Regions from separate parts of the Homo sapiens genome. Here region 2 is linked to region 1. A link is a loop called in an ENCODE intact Hi-C map of the cell type or tissue named here. Cell type or tissue: natural killer cell. All regions are shown on one strand.

Region 1 (8,000 bases):
CCAAAGATTTAATGATCCTCCCTTTGCTGTGTCTTCTCTGTCCCTTATGCAAACTTTGCACTGGCTGCAGCCCCACTACTGCTTGAAACTTTACCACAACTCCATCCTTTCCTCCCAACTCTGATGCTGCGGAATCCATTTCTATTCAATTTTGTTAGATCACATGTGGTTTTTCACTCCCCAGTTGGAATGCACTAAAGTTGACTTGCTAGTTCCCTCTTCTTTTTTTTTTTTTTTTTTTTGAGATGGAGTCTTGCTCTGTCACCAGGCAGGAGTGCAGTGGCGTGATCTCGGCTCACTGCAACCTCCGCCTCCTGGGTTCAAGCAATTCTCCTGCCTCAGCCTCCTGAGTAGCTGGGACTACAGGCACATGCCACCATGCCCAGCTAATTTTTGTGTTTTTAATAGAGATGGGGTTTCACCATATTGGCCTCTTGTACTCGTGATATGCCTGCCTCAGCCTCCCAAAGTGCTGGGATTACAGGTGTGAGCCACTGTGCCTGGCTAGTTCCCCCTTCGTTACCTGAGCACCCCTAAAAGTAGGTTGGTCCCGTACTCGCATTTGGGCATGGTCAAGCAGTCACCTATCCCAGGCGTGCACGTACCAGGATAGGCTACCATCGGCAGAGCCCAAGGGTCCAAGAATTGAGGCTCGGAGAGAGCTGAGGATGCAAAGACAATGGGAAAGACGGCAGGTTCCTCCTACTGGGATTAAGAGTGATGAGGCTGAATATTCAAAGGAAGGGACAACTCCTTTCCCAGTCACTGGGGCATCTCTGGTCCAGATGGAGGAGTGTGCACCAATCCAAAATGACCTTATCAATTGCAGCTGTAACATTTCCAAACCAGAATGAAGCTCAGTGGCTGTATTGTGCAACCAACCCCATTATTTTTAGATCAGAGGATGCAAAGGTCTGGAAAAGCTGAGCATTGCCTAAGGTCACAGAGTAAATCAATGAAAAAGAATATATTTCTGCTGTCCCTAGCTTGAGGTCTTCCTCAGATCATTGAGAACATTCTTATACAATCACATAATTAAAGCCAGTCATAAACAGCAACGGTATCTGAACCACCCCAAAGGTCTATAACATCCATACCTCAGACCCTGAAGAACGAACACCACCTATTTCTCTTGCAGTAAAATTATAGATAGATTTTTTTTTTTGACAGAGTTTTGCTCTTGTTGCCCAGGCCGGAGTGCAATGGCGCGATCTTGGCTCACTGCAACTTCTGCCTCCTGGGTTCAAGCAATTCTTCTGCCTCAGTCTCCCGAGTAGCTGGGATTACAGGCATGCACCACCACACCCAGCTAATTTTTTATTTTTAGTAGAGATGGAGTTTCTCCATGTTGGTTGTTGGTCGGGCTGGTCTCGAACTCCCGACCTCAGGTGATCCACACGCCTCGGCCTCCCAAAGTACTGGGATTACAGGGGTGAGCCACCGCCCCCAGCCAGATAGTTGCTTTAAAAGATGCAGATGTTTAAAGTCATGGGAGTCTCTGGTTTATCCTAAAATATGAGGCCTAAACAGAGCTTAGGATGACTGACTCTTCCAATAAGACTAAATATACACAATCCCATATGTTATATTCTAATATTTTTTGGTAACTTATAATTTTGATATAATTTCAAACTTACAGAAAAGTTGCAGGAATAGTAGAGGTATATGATCATGCAAATCTACTTCTAGGTATCTACCCAAAGGTACTGAAAGCAAGGACTGGAACAGATGTCTGTATACCAATGTTCCAGGTAAGCACTCCACACAATAGCAAAAAGATTGGAAACAACCGAAATGTCCATCAATGAATGAATGGATGAACAATGTGCCATATACATGCAATGGAATATTATTCAGCCTGAAAAAAGGAAGGAGATCCTGACACATGTTACAACATGGATGAACCTTGAAGACATTATGCTAAATGAAATAAGCCAGACACAAAAGGACAAATATATTTCACTTATACACAAGGTAGGTAGAATACTTAAATTCATAGAGACAGGAAGTAGAAGCGTGGTAACCAGGGTCTCGGGGAAAACGTGAATGGGGAGTTTCTGTTTAATGGGTAGAGTTTGGGATGATGAAGAAGTTCCAGAGATGGATGCTGGTGATGTTTGCAAAACAATCTGAGCGTTATCTGGAGTTACTGACACATACACCTAAAAAAGTTCAAATGGTAAATGATGCTACATATTTTATCACAATTTTTAAAAGTACAAAACTATTGACATAGTCACACAAAACATTAACATGCTGGGGAGCTAAGCCCTGGTGGCAGTGTTTGGGGTCCCTGAATGCCCATGCCCTCTAGCTCACGGCCAGCCCAAATGGCAGCTCCTGCAGGACAGTGTAACGGTGCTCCTTCCCTGCCTCATGTACTCTTTTGTTTTTGAGACAGAGTCTCACTCTGTTGCCAGGCTGGAGTGCAGTGGAGCGATCTCAGCTCACTGCAACCTCTGCCTCCTGGGTTCAAGTGATTCACCTGCCTCAGCCTCCCAAGCAGCTGGGACTACAGGTGTGCGCCACCACGCCTGGCTTATTTTTGTATTTTTAGTAGAGATGGGGTTTCACCATGTTGACCAGGATGGTCTTGATCTCTTGACCTCGTGATCTGCCTGCCTTGGCCTTGCCTCATGTACTCTTTGTACTGGAGCTATTCACCCACATCTTATCCTCTCTACAAAATCCCAATGCAGGAACAGAGATCAGAATCTTTCATGCTTATCCTCTGCTATGATTGGTATGGTTCTGGGATTGCCAAATATTGGGGGGGGGGAATTAATGTTCCTCTATACAGCCACGCTGTACATTTATGTATTTGAAACTCAACAAAGATGAAAAAATAAATAGCTGTCCACCATCGACTGTGCGGCCCAATTACACCTAATGGCTGCGGAGTTGTGTGCAGGCCTCTCTTTTCTGGGCTATTCAATCTGGATTCATCCACTCTTCAACGTATTAAACACACTGAGTCACTCAACAAATAGCTGCTACTTTCATCTGAGATGTCTTCAAATTCTATACAACAATCCTTTAAGTGTGAGACACAGCATATTATCCAGTATATGAAAAATAAGCTTATTCAAACATCAGGGACAGAGCCATGAGAACACGCCTGTCAACAGGGATTGCAATGCGGAATATGGACAAAAGAGGGCTTTGCACTGACTTTTGGGGTCCATTTGCTAATGGACCGATGCAATTTTATAGGGAATTTAAGAGATCCAGAATATCCTTATTGGTCAATGTTCATCAACCCTATCTTATTTTATATAGATCAGTTAAGAGGGCAGAATGGAAGTGGAAGATGGTCATTAAATCTGAACGTTAAGAATAAGAAGGTATTGAAAATAATGTTTGGATTAGTCTTGAATTTTAAGTAAAAGAACCACTCATGTGGCTGCAAGAGGAGAGTTCATTACACAAACCAGAAAAGGCTTACATGAAGTTGCTTAGAGGCAGAAAAGGTACAACCGCTTGGCTTTCTTCAATTCCACACCTCTACAACTCTGAATCACGTGGCCTTTTAGGTATTGAAGGATGCAGACAACTACTTTGGCCACCAGGTGGCAGCACATCTCTATCTCCTCATACATGGGCAAAAAAACACTTAATTCAAAACAGAATACAGGTGTTAATAACGATATGCAATGTAAATACCTTGCATCTAAAATATTATACTGTAAATATAATAGAGTTATGAGGTAAAACAAGGTTGGAGCAGATGACTCAGACCTATGCAACTTTGTAACCAGGGCACGAACCAAACAAAAATACTAGCACAGATCAGGCTCTGAGGCTCATGCCTATAATCCCAGTGCTTTGGGAGGCTGAGGCAGGAGGATCACTTGAGGCCAGGAGTTAGAGATTAGCCTGGGCACCATAGCAAGACCTTGTTGCTACAAATTTTTTTTAAAAAATTGGCTGGGCGTGGTAGGGCATGCCTGTAGTCCCAGCTACTCTGGAGGCTGAGGCAGGAGGATCGCTTGAGCCTGGGAGGTTGAGGCTATAGTGAGCTGTGATCAGGCCACTGCACTTCAACCTGGCAAAAAGAGCAAGACCCAGACTCAAAAAAAAAAAAAAAATTAACACACTGAAAAAAGACTGTTCAATTCTTAAAAATTCTTCAGAATCCCAATAAAAAACATAGCATATTAAGTAAAGGGATAGAGACAGGTTGAGGCAACTTAGGGCAAAATATACAGTAACGGGGAAGACCTCATAATATGCATTTCCAAGACACAAAACAGGACCAAGCCAGGCCCAGAGGGGAAGCGTGTGGTGAAGGGGCACCCTGGGCACTACTGAATTTCTGGGTGTTCACCTGGGTCAGTGAACACAGTATTCTAGCACTATTTACTTGGTTGCACAAAACATTAACATGCTGGGGAAGGCTGTGGAGGGGTACAACTTTTGCTTCCTCTTGCCATCATTCTCCCATCTGCCCACGTCAGGCGAGCTAATTCACGACAGAGAGAGGCACACTGAGGGACCATGGGCGACTCACCTGCAGTCAAGTAGGCATAATAGCACTGGGACCACCTGGACTCATTTTTTAGCCTCTCAAAGGAATCAAATGCATCCTTGAAATTGAGCTCTATCATGCTGCACCAACCTATGAAAGAAATATTTTTAGCACATGACCCTAAAGTACTGAGCTCTATGACCCATATTTAAGCCACGAGCCTCTGATATGGCGATCATTCTCTGTGCATGTTCTATGAAATGCGTAAAAAAGTTTAACCTGAAAACCTAAGAAATTATTTTTTCCCTTAAATACTTTCAATGTAAAGTTTGAATTTGACAAGGCACTTAGGTTTGAGTCAGACAACCAATAAAACAGCACAGAAGAGAATGGCATAAAGATTTCTAGAAAGACACTCCAATTTACGTCCTAACAGTCGTGAGGCTAACCCAAGCACAGCAGTACTTCTCCAAGAGTACACACAGGTGCAATAAGAAACAGTGGAAGCAACACCACTCGATTATGTACTCAGTGACTACCACTCATTCTTTTTTTTTTTTTTTCTTTTTTTTTGAGAAGGAGTCTTGCTCTGTCACCCAGGTTGGAGTGCAATGGCACGATCTCGGCTCACTGCAACCTCTGCTCCCTGGGTTCAAGCAATTCTCCCGCCTCAGCCTCCCAAGTAGCTGGGATTACAGGCACCCACCACCATGCCCAGCTGATTTTTGTATTTTTAGTAGAGATGGGGTTTCGCCATGTTGGCTAGGCTGGTCTTGAACTCCTGACCTCAAGTGATCTGCCCACCTCAGCCTCCCAAAGTGCTGGGATTACAGGTGTGAGCCACCGTGCTTGGCCCACTCATTCTCAAAACTTTATAAGATCTAGACAGCAAGCCAATGAGAAATTAGGCATTTCCCTACCTTCCCTCAGCACACTGGTAGTGAAAGAACCCCACCTTCCTGGATCGAAACAGTTAAATGGGCATTCTAGTAAGGAACTGCAGCAACTAAAATGTAAAGGATTTTATTCCCACTTTTCATCACAGTAGCCCCCATCACCTGAGCCTCTAATGTGTGCCAATGCTGTGGTAAGCACTTCATGTAACGCTCTCTAATCCTTATGACAACCTTGCAAAGGGGGCTAATAGTGTCCTTGTATTAGCAAGGACTAATCCTATGCCTGTAATCCTAGCACTCTGGGAGGCTGAGGTGGGAGGATCGCTTGAGCCCAAGAGATCCAGACCAGCTTAGGCAACACGGTGAAACCCCATCTCTATAAAAAATTAGCCAGGTGTGGTGGTGCACGCCTGTAATTCCAGCTACTTGGGAGACTGGGGTGGGAGGATCACCTGAGCCGGGGAGGTCTGGGCTGCAGTGAGCTGAGACTGCACCACTGCACTCCAGCCTGGATGACACAGTGAGACCCTGTCTTAAAAAAAAAAAAAAAAAAAAAAAACTAAGGTATCAAGAGGTAGCTACCTGCTGAAGCCATACAACTAAGAAGGAATAACTGTGGATCAAAATCCAACACACTTTCCTTTACATGATACTGCCTCCATAAAAAATATTCTGTTATCAGGTGCATCACTAAGTAATTGTGTAAACTGAGACTTGCCATTTAAACCGTGGGAGGAAGAGTGTGTGAGATATACACTTCAGAAAATTCACTGTCAAATTCTATGGGATGTGATATTGACATAGTTTAGAGTAAAAATTTGGGCTTTTTTTGGAAACACACTCTCACTCTGTCACCCAGGCTGGAGTGCAGTGGTGGGATCTCAGGTCACTGCAACCTCTGCCTCCTGAGTTCAAGCCACTCTCCCGCCCGCCTCAGCCTGCTGAGTAGCTGAGATTATAGGCGCCCACTACCACGCCTGGCTAATTTTTGTATTTTTGGTAAAGACGGGGTTTCACCATGCTGACCTGGCTGGTCTCGAAGTCCTGGCTTTAGGCGATCTGCCCCTCTCAGCCTCCCAAAGGACTAGGATTACAGGCGTGGGCCACCGTGCCCGGCCTGGGCTGATTATTTTTATCCTAGCATAGATAGCGGAGAAAGATTGGAATTAAATACAAAATAGAGATGGAAGGAAGCACTGACTCAGGAATAAGTCAGGAATAATTCAGGAATAAATAAGGAATAACTCAGAAATAAGTCAGGAATAACTCAGGAATAAGTCAGGAATAACTCAGGAAAAAGTACCAACTCAAGCTTCCGAGCCTGAATCGGAAGCCCGAGTTACTACCAACTCCTGAGTTAACCTTCCTAAGGCCTGGGTTGGGTGATTTCTAAGCTTCCTTCTGCTCTAACATCCTATCCTGTCATAGGACTTGAAATGATGCACCAACAAAAGGCCACCAAAGCTAGAGTTTTTCATTCAAGTTCTTTGAAGCACATTTCATTCTATATTGTGGCTACTAAGCAGAGCTCCAGCAGAGTGTAGAAGACACAAAAACACATTTTCCACTGGATTATACATCATTTCCTCTTTTTAAACCACAACAGGCATTTAAAACGTAATATTGTTTATTGGGCAGTTCGCAATCTTTTGGTTTTCAGTTTTCCTTAAAAGGATTCAGGAAGACAATTGTGTCCACAGCAGGCAAAGCAAGTGGCAGGCAGCACAGGGCCTGACCCCCCAAACTGACAGGTGTCAACTGCTTCCCTGAGCATTCTGTCTCCACTTCCCTGTCCCTCTGCAGAAAGCTTTTTAAGTCTCAATTTCCCTTTGGAGTCTCATCACTATCTCATCATTTCTCCTTTCTCTTTGCCTCTGTCATTCCTTTTTATGTGCTACATGGTGTGACCTTGTAGCATTAGCTACGCTGAAACTCTGAAAAGTCTGAGTCCCTTATTTAAAATTTTTTTTTGTTTCAAGTTCAAAGTTGTGTTTACTCTTCCCAGCACAATGGAGAAACTGTTACACAGAAAGATTTTGCAATTACTAATGTAATAGGATCAGAGTTTTAGTGCAGTCAGCAAAGACCCATAGCAACAATTCTGGAGGAGAATGGGGAAAATCTCGGGCAGATAAATCCTTCCAGGTTTGTTGGTGACTGTCTCTCCAGTAAGGGAGAAGCAGAAGGTGGCAGCTAACATGTATGGAGGGCCTTCCGTGCCAGGCCCCCTGCATGAGGTTTCACACGTCATGTCATCTAAACCTCACAGCTGCTACAAGGGGAGGCACCTTAACTCCAATGGCAACTATGTGGCTAGGAAGGTTTGGGCAACTTGTCCAAGGTCTCAGAGCTAGTTGGTGAAAAACACTGGGACTTCAGTCCAACTATCTCCTGTCTCCTATTTTTCTTCTCAAGTAAACATTAGTGGGAAGGAGGAACAAAGAGCTTTGAATTCTAATGCAGTCCAATAAGGTATTTCTGGTCATTTAATCAATTCATTTAACATCACCTATTATCCTAAAAAATCAAAATGCTGTAAAGAAAAAATGTTATAAAAACGTAATGAGAATCAGAGAGAAGTATCATTGCATGTGCTACGGGAATAACTGAAGTCCTTCTTACTACAGAAGGCACCA
Region 2 (8,000 bases), 620 kb after region 1:
AACACGGCTCACTGCAGTCTCAACCTCCCATCTCAGCCTCACAAGTAGCTGGGACCACGGGTGCATGCCACCACACCTGGCTCATTTTTTTATTATTATGCTTTGTAGAGACAGCGTTCTCTGTTGCCCAGGCTGGTCTCAGACTCCTGGCCTCAAGTGATTCTCTCGCTGACCGTGCTCAGCCCCCATGTTAACCCTTTATTTTTATTGTTTATTTTATTTTATTTTGAGACGGAATTTCGTTCTTGTTGCCCAGGCTGGAGTGCAATGGCCCTGTCTCGGTTCACTGCAACCTCCACCTCCCGGGTTCAAGCGATTCTCCCGCATCAGCCTCCCAAGTAGCTGGGATTACAGGCACCTGCCACCATGCCCAGCTAATTTTTTTGTGTGTATTTTTAGCAGAGACCGGGTTTCACCATGTTGGCCAGGCTGGTCTCCAACTCCTAACCTCAGGTGATCTGCCCACCTTGGCCTCCCACAGTGATGAGATTACAGGCATGAGCCACCGCGCCCGGCCCCGTGTTAACCCTTTTTGAGGTGTTCAGTAGTATCAGGCATATTCACATTATTGTGAAATACGTTTCCAGAAACTTTTTATCTTGCAAATCTGATTCTGTCCCTAAATTTGACTACTCTAAGTATCTCATATAAGTGGATTTTATAGTATTTGTCCATTAGTGTCTGGCTTCTTTTGCTTAGCAAAATATCCTCAAGGTTCATCCATGTAGCATGTGTCAGGATTTCCTTCCTTCATTAAGGCCGAAAAAGATTCCATTTTATGTATATAGCACATTTTGTTTATCCATTCGTCTGTTGATGGGCATGTGGGTTGTTCCCACCTTTGGCTGTTGTGAATAAAGCTATGCAAATATCTGTTCAATATTCTGTTTTTAATTCTTTTGGGTCTATACCCAAAAGTTGGATTACTGGATCATATGGTAGTTCTATTTCTCAGAGAGCTATTTTTGAGTGGCTTTGATGTCTGAGCCCAGGAGTTTGGTTTGGAGCATGTGAATCCAAGGAGAAATGACATCTAGGCAGATGGATATATTGGTCTGAAACTCATCAGAGGAGTGACAAGACTGGAAATGTAAGACTTCTACACTCAGCCTCACCCACCCAGGCCCATGTCACACATGGAAAAACCGATAACTCCAGAACCCTGCTCTCCAGCCACACAGTGCCATCCCTGCAGCTGGCTTGTTTAGCTGCTCCCTGTGACTCTTCCTCAACATCACCAGTTTGCCCTGTCATTGTTCTGTCCTCTCTACCCAAGTCTATCTGCCCTCTCCTCTCTTCCCTTCCCTCCTCATCAGCTTTGATTTCATTTCTCTGCATTCCAGTTATTTTTTGCCATTACCTTCAACATCCTTGCTGCACTGTTCTTGTCTGGCAGAGCCTCAGTCCTGGATGAACTCAGCCACCTGCTTTCCCAGTACCTACTGCTGGAGGGGTCACACAACAGGACAGAGGGCACTGCGGGAAATTCAAATGGGCCCTCAGCCCTGCCTGGCTGTCCCAGTCATTGTCTCTCCTGTTCTCTGCAAGGATATTTTCAGGCCTTCTTCACACTCCTCAGACTGTCTCGCCCCTATTTCCATGAACATCGAGGACTTCAGATGGAAACTGGGCTTCATACCAGTTGTGCAGCGCACCACGGCTGTCCTTCTAGAAAACGGTCCATCCTGCCCAAGGCCAAACCCTGTTTTTATTTATTTATTTATTTATTTATTTGATGGAGTTTTGCTCTTGTTCCTCTTGTTGCCCAGGCTGGAGTGCAGTGGCACAATCTTGGCTCACTGCAACCTCTACCTCTCGGTTCAAGTGATTCTCCTGCCTCAGCCTCCCGAGTAGCTGGGATTACAGGCATGCGCCACCACACCCGGCTAATTTTGTATTTTCAGTAGAGACAGGGTTTCTCCATGTTGGTCAGGCTGGTCTCGAACTCCCAACCTCAGGTGATCCACCCCCCTTGGCCTCCCAAAGTGCTGAGATTACAGGCATGAGCCACCGCGCCTAGCCCAAACCCTCTTTATTTTTATTTTTTCACAAATACCACAGTGACTTACCAGCACTTCTTTGAATTCCATCTTTCGGCTGGGTGCAGTGGCTCATGCCTGTAATCCTAGCACTTTGGGAAGCTGAGGCAGGTGGATCACCTGAGGTCAAGAGTTCGAGACCAGCCTGGCCAACATGGTGAAACCCCGTCTCTACTAAAAATACAAAAAAATTAGCCGGCTGTGGTGGTGAGTGCTGGTAATCCCAGCTACTTGGGAGGCTGAGGCAGGAGAATCGCTTGAACCCGGGAGTTGCAGGTTGCAGTGAGCCAAGATCGTGCCATTGCACTCCAGCCTGGGCAACAAGTGGAACAAGAGCGAAACTCCATCTCAAAAATAAATAAATACATACATACATACAGGGTTTGGCCTGTTTATATAAACAGGAGGCAGAAGTTGCAATGAGCAGAGATCACATCACTGCACTCCAGCCTGGGTGACAGAGCGAGACTCTGTCTCAAAAAAAAAAAAATTTAAAAAATTTAAAAAATGAATTCCATATTTCACCTTCTCAAAAAAACCTACAGTATTGACCATCCCGTTTCTCTCATATAGGCAACCTCTCCTCACTCCTGCTCCTAGAAGCAGCCTTTATATTTGCTCATCTCTCCCATCATAAAAACAAAACAAAAACAGAACTGAAAACACAGAGGACTTCCCTAAACACACGTCCCTGTCTGGCTATCACTGCCTTCCTCTACTTCACAGTGAACAGGAGTCAGTCTTGACCCATCCCCACTCCGACCCCTCATGCCCAAGCAGGCACAGGCCATCAGCTTAGGTACAAGTTTAGAAAAAGAGACTTCCAAGAAAACCCAAGCTACTCCACAGAAGTGCATATTTCGAACATGACCCCACAGGAATGTCTGCCAAGGACAGGGCAGCAGTGCAGTGTGTGCGCGTGTGTGCGCGTGTGTGTATGCGTGCCTGTGTGCGCATGCATCACACTTAAAAAAGACTATGGTCTTTTTATGACACCAGGCATCTCGTCCTTCCCAGAGAATTCAGTTTGGTTGACTCTGGCAGATGTTTTTGTCCTAAGAGCCAGGCTTGATTGTTGTGCAGTTCGCCTTGGGTCTGCAAGCAGCATTGAGGTCTGCCTGCATGTTATGGGTTGAAGTGTGTCCCCCCAGAATTCAGATGTTGAGGTACTAACCCTTAGTATTTCAAAATGCATCTGTATTTGGAGATAAGGCCTTTAAATAGGCCGTTAAGGTAAAATGATGGACCCTAATCCAGTATGACTGGTGTGTTTATAAGAGAAGATTAGGACCTAGACACACAGACTGAGGGGCCGCCCATGTGAAGACACAGCAAGAAGGCGCCACCTACAGGCCAAGAAGAGCTGCCTCAGAGGAAGCAACGCTGCTGGCACCTTGATCTAGGACTTCTAGCCTCCAAAACTGTGAGAAAATAAATGTTTTCAACCTCAGTCTGTGGTATTTTGTTGTGGCAACCCAAGCAGACTAATACACTGGCCATGGGCAAGACGCCCTGACCACAGTGATCTTGACAGGGGTGTGGGCGCAGGACATGCTGGGGCATCTTGAAGCTACTGCAGGCCCCACAGAATCTAGAGGGTCCAGAATAAAGTCTTTATCCCTCCATGAGCTATCTCTTTCTGTTGCACATTTTTTTCTGCATTAAAACAGTTTGATTATTTGCCCCATGCCCATATAGGATTCCCTATTCTTCATAAATTTTAAAAAAAAACTCTTTTCATTGATAAACATCAAAACTCTGCAAATAGTCTTTTAAAAATGAACAACAGACATTTCTACTTTGAGGTTCCATGTGTTACCAGAACTCACATTTTAAAGTGCCTAGTATTAGTATGGAAATCACCAAAAGGACTGGCCAGAATTTGAATTAGATGAGAATTTTCTTTCTATCATATCCCTACCTGGTCTGATCATTGCTTCCGTTCTCAGAACATTCTTTCTGTGGATTTCCTTTGCTACTGAGTCAGATACTTTCTTCCTCATTTCTGTTGTTTATGTAACAGATGTTTCTGCTGTGTCTTTTCAAAGACACAGTTTCAACTGCCTTTGCAAAAATTATAACTGAAGAAATTATAACAGTGAAAGAGATCAGACCTAACCGACTCCATCTTGCTTCTAACCTTTAAGCTGTCCTTGTTCATTGCTGGGCATTTGGGAAGGAATTCAGTTCATAGTTTGACTCTGAAACAAAATTAATAATAGCGCTTTCCCGAAAAGACTCCCTTCTTGCCTGGGGACCAGTCTGCCTTTGCAGGACTAACAAGTTAGCTACAAGATTAGAAATTACGGTTTAGGGGTCATGCAGCCTCTGGCTCCAAGAGTCTGAACCGCCCCAAATTGCTTTTGGGGATAGCATCACTATTGTAAAACCTAAGATCAGTGTTTGAGATATTTTGTAGATCCTATACTGGATGGATCAGCTGACACCATCCAGACCGGTAATCTGGGCCAATCAGTTCTGCCATCCCATCTAGGAGTAGAAAACAGCAAGAAAACCTCAGTTCGACCCCCCTAGGATTCCATCTCCAACCTTGACCAATCAGCACTCTGCTTCCTGAGACCCTACCTGCCAAATTATGTTTGTTTGTTTGTGATGGAGTCTCACTCTGTTGCCCAGGCTGGAGTGCAGTGGCACAATCTCAGCTCACTGCAACCTCCGCCTCCTGGGTTCAAGTGAGTCTCCAGCCTCAATCTCCCGAGTACCTGGGTTTACAGGCAAGTGCCACCACGCCCAGCTAATTTTTTGTATTTTTAGTACAGATGGGGTTTCGCCATGTTGGCCAGGCTGGTCTTGAACTCCTGACCTCAGGTGATCCGCCTGCCTCAGCCTCCCAAAGTGCCGGGATTACAAGCGTGAGCCACCACACCCAGCACCAAACTATCTTTAAAAACTCTGATCCCCAAATGCTTGAGGAAACTGATTTAAGTAATAATAAAACTCCCGTCTCCCTCACAGCCAGCTCTGAGTGAAATTACTCTTTCTTCATTGCAATTCCACTGTCTTGACAAATCGGTTCTGTCTAGGCAGCAGGCAAGGTGAACCCTTTGGGCGGTTACATCTTTAAACATTAAATTGAAGAAAGGATGCAAAGCTGTACCTGTTTTGGTTTCTTTTCATTACTGGCATGCTTTTCCCTGCTTTTGATTTGATTTTCAGAGGAAAATTTAAGTTTATAATACAAATTAGAATAATTCATATGTTTAACATTTAAAATTCACTTTTTAAAGTCAAAGCTAGACCTGGGAATAATTTGTAAATAAAATTAAATAAGTTAAATTCACTTTTATTGGAAATAAAAACTTGGTTTGTTTTTGTTTTTGTTTTTATTTTTTTTGAAACAGAGTTTCGCTCTTGTCGCCCAGGCTGGAGAGCAATGGCGCCATCTCGGCTCACCGCAACCTCCGCCTCCCTGGTTCAAGCGATTCTCCTGCCACAGCCTCCCGAGTAGCTGGGATTACAGGCAGGCACCACCACGCCTGGCTAATTTTCTATTTTTAGTAGAGATGGGGTTTCACCATGTTGGTCAGGCTGGTCTCAAACTCCCAATCTCAGGTGATCCACCCGCCTCAGCCTCCCAAAGTGCTGGGATTACAGGCATGAGCCACTGCACCCAGTCAAGACTTGTATTTTAAAAAACTCATTAAGCAATCTCAAAACATTGTTCTTTTAATTGCATTTAGCTGTCTTAGAAGATCATTTAAGCAAACATTTAAGCAAAAAAAAAAAAATCTAAAGACTTGTTTTTACATCAAAACCCACAGAACTACCAGTAGGCACTTCGCCCCTGCCTGTGACTCTGCTGGGGTCACAGGAGTTTTAAACTCCGAAACATTTCCAGAGACTGTCTAGCTCAATGGCTCCCCAGACCAGCTAGTTATCAAACTCCAAGGAGTCAAAAATTACAAAATAAAATCACACTATATTGTAATTATGAAAGAAATGCATGCATGTTAAAGAATTTCAATAGTATGGAAAAATAGCAAGTGAAAAAAAAAATCTCTCCTTCTTCCCCAACAATACTCAGTGGCACGACCCAGAAGAAACCATTGTTACCAATTTCTGGTTTTGGCCCTGATGGTCACAGCATAACTCTCATATACTTATCTTGTTTTATCAGCTTCAGAAGTATCTGTTATTTCCTGAGGATATAGTTTGGATGTTATCCCCTCCAAATCTCATGTTGAATTGTAATCCCCAATATTGGAGGTGGGGCCTGGTTGGAGGTGACTGGATCATGGAGGCAAATTTCTCATGAATGGTTTAGAGCCATTCCCTGGGTGCTGTCCTCCCGATAGTGAGTGAGCGCTCCTGAGATCTGCTTGTGGCACCTCCTCCCCACTCTCTCTTTCGTTCCAACTCTTGCCAAGTGAGACGTCAGCTCCTCTTCACTGGCACCACGCTTCCTGTACAGCCTGCAGAACTGCTAGCCAATTAAACCTCTTTTATTTATAAATCACCTAGCCTCGGGGATATCTTTATAGCAGCACAAGAACGGACTAACACACCTGCTATAAGAAATGGCCAGGCGCAGTGGCTCATGCCTGTATGCCCAGCAATTTGGGAGGCTGAGGCGGGCGGATCACCTGAGGTCCGGAGTTCAAGCCCAGCCTGGCCAACATGGTGAAACCCCATATCTACTAAAAATACAAAAATTAGCTGGGTGTGGTAGTGCACGCCTGTAATCCCAGCTACCCAGGAGGCTGATGCAGGAGAATTGCTTGAACCCAGGAGACAGAGATTGCAGTGAGTCAACATTGTGCCACTGCACTCCTGCCTGGGTGACAAAGTAAGACTGTCTCAAAAATAATAATAATAAGAAGAAGAAGATGAGGAATTTAGTGCATTGATCTGCCTCTCACTTTCTTTTCCTCCATACCTCTCAATTTTTGTTATATTTTTCATTCTTCTAGTATTTACTTGCATAACTTTTTATAATATCCATTGAATTACATTTTTTAATCCATCAGGGCTAGGAAGTTCTAGTGTCTCCCCACTGTATAAAATGGGGAGATGTGGATCCTTATACTGCCCTCCCCTTCTCTCCTCCCTCCTCCCTACCTGCCATTACATTGTGTGATGACTAATTTCATGTGTCAACTTGACTGGGCCACAGGGTGTGCCCAGGTGTTTGGTCAAACACTATTCTGGGTGTGTTTGTGAGGATGTTTTTGGATGATTTATCATTTATCAGTGAACTGAGTAAAGCAGATGACCCTTCCTAATGTGAGTGGGCCTCATCCAATCAGCTGAATAGAACAAAGGCCTGAATGGAACAAAAAGGCTGACCTTCCCCCGCAAAAAAGAGAATTCTGGCTGCCTGACAGCCTTTGAATTCAGACATCAGTTTGTTTCCCTGCCTTTAGACCTACACTGAAATGCAGGCTTTTCTGGGGTGTCCAGCATGTGTGTATACATGGTGGACATATATATATATTCTATTTCTTTGGAATATATATATATATGTATATTTGGAATATATATATGTATATTTGGAATATATATATTCTCTTTCTCTGGAGAACACTAACTAATACACATTGTTATGGTTTAGGACATTTACATTCCATAAGTATAAATTCAGTGACTTGTGTAACGATTAATTCTAAAATTTGAAAACTAAAGCCAGGCACAGTGGCATGCACCTATAGTCTCAACTACTTGAAAGGCTGAGGCAGGAGAATTACTTGAGCCCAGGAGCTCAAGACTAGCCTGGGCAACATAACAAGACCACACCTTTTTAAAAAAAAGCAATAAAAAAATTTTTTTTCCTTTTTTTCTTTTTAGCTGGTACCTTGATCTTGGATATAGTGTTTAAAATACTATTATTTTTATTTGTTTGTTTGTTTGTTTTTGAGATGGAGTTTTCACTCTTGTCGCCCAGGTTGGAGTGCAATGGCACAATCTCAGCTCACTGCAACCTCCGCCTCCTGGGTTCAAGCA

Evidence for each region. A loop is a pair of places that touch in the nucleus more often than their neighbours do. Peaks named below come from ENCODE experiments on the same cell type or tissue, not always from the same donor. Only the 100,000 strongest peaks of a DNase experiment are listed, where the experiment ranks them.
Region 2: a loop joins it to region 1, with 7 times the contacts of the local background. A loop is called at or near these places in 7 of 110 quality-filtered maps.

Annotation. Positions count from the first base shown.
Region 1 is chr18:24,114,743-24,122,742 of GRCh38, reverse strand. TTC39C (tetratricopeptide repeat domain 39C) reads right to left here. Exons shown (of 14, transcript NM_001135993.2): 8 at 4,511-4,618. Among named protein-coding and RNA genes, the nearest start is that of CABYR, 20 kb to the left of the region's middle. In natural killer cell, a CTCF peak has its summit at 3,573 (motif pointing right); a DNase peak (open chromatin) is centred at 3,552.
Region 2 is chr18:23,494,376-23,502,375 of GRCh38, reverse strand. No RefSeq gene overlaps it. Among named protein-coding and RNA genes, the nearest start is that of RMC1, 5.1 kb to the left of the region's middle. RefSeq lists enhancers at 2,947-3,176, 3,447-3,516, 3,547-3,616, 7,035-7,084. In natural killer cell, a CTCF peak has its summit at 3,383 (motif pointing left); a DNase peak (open chromatin) is centred at 3,375; H3K4me3 peaks cover 439 bases; H3K27ac peaks cover 302 bases.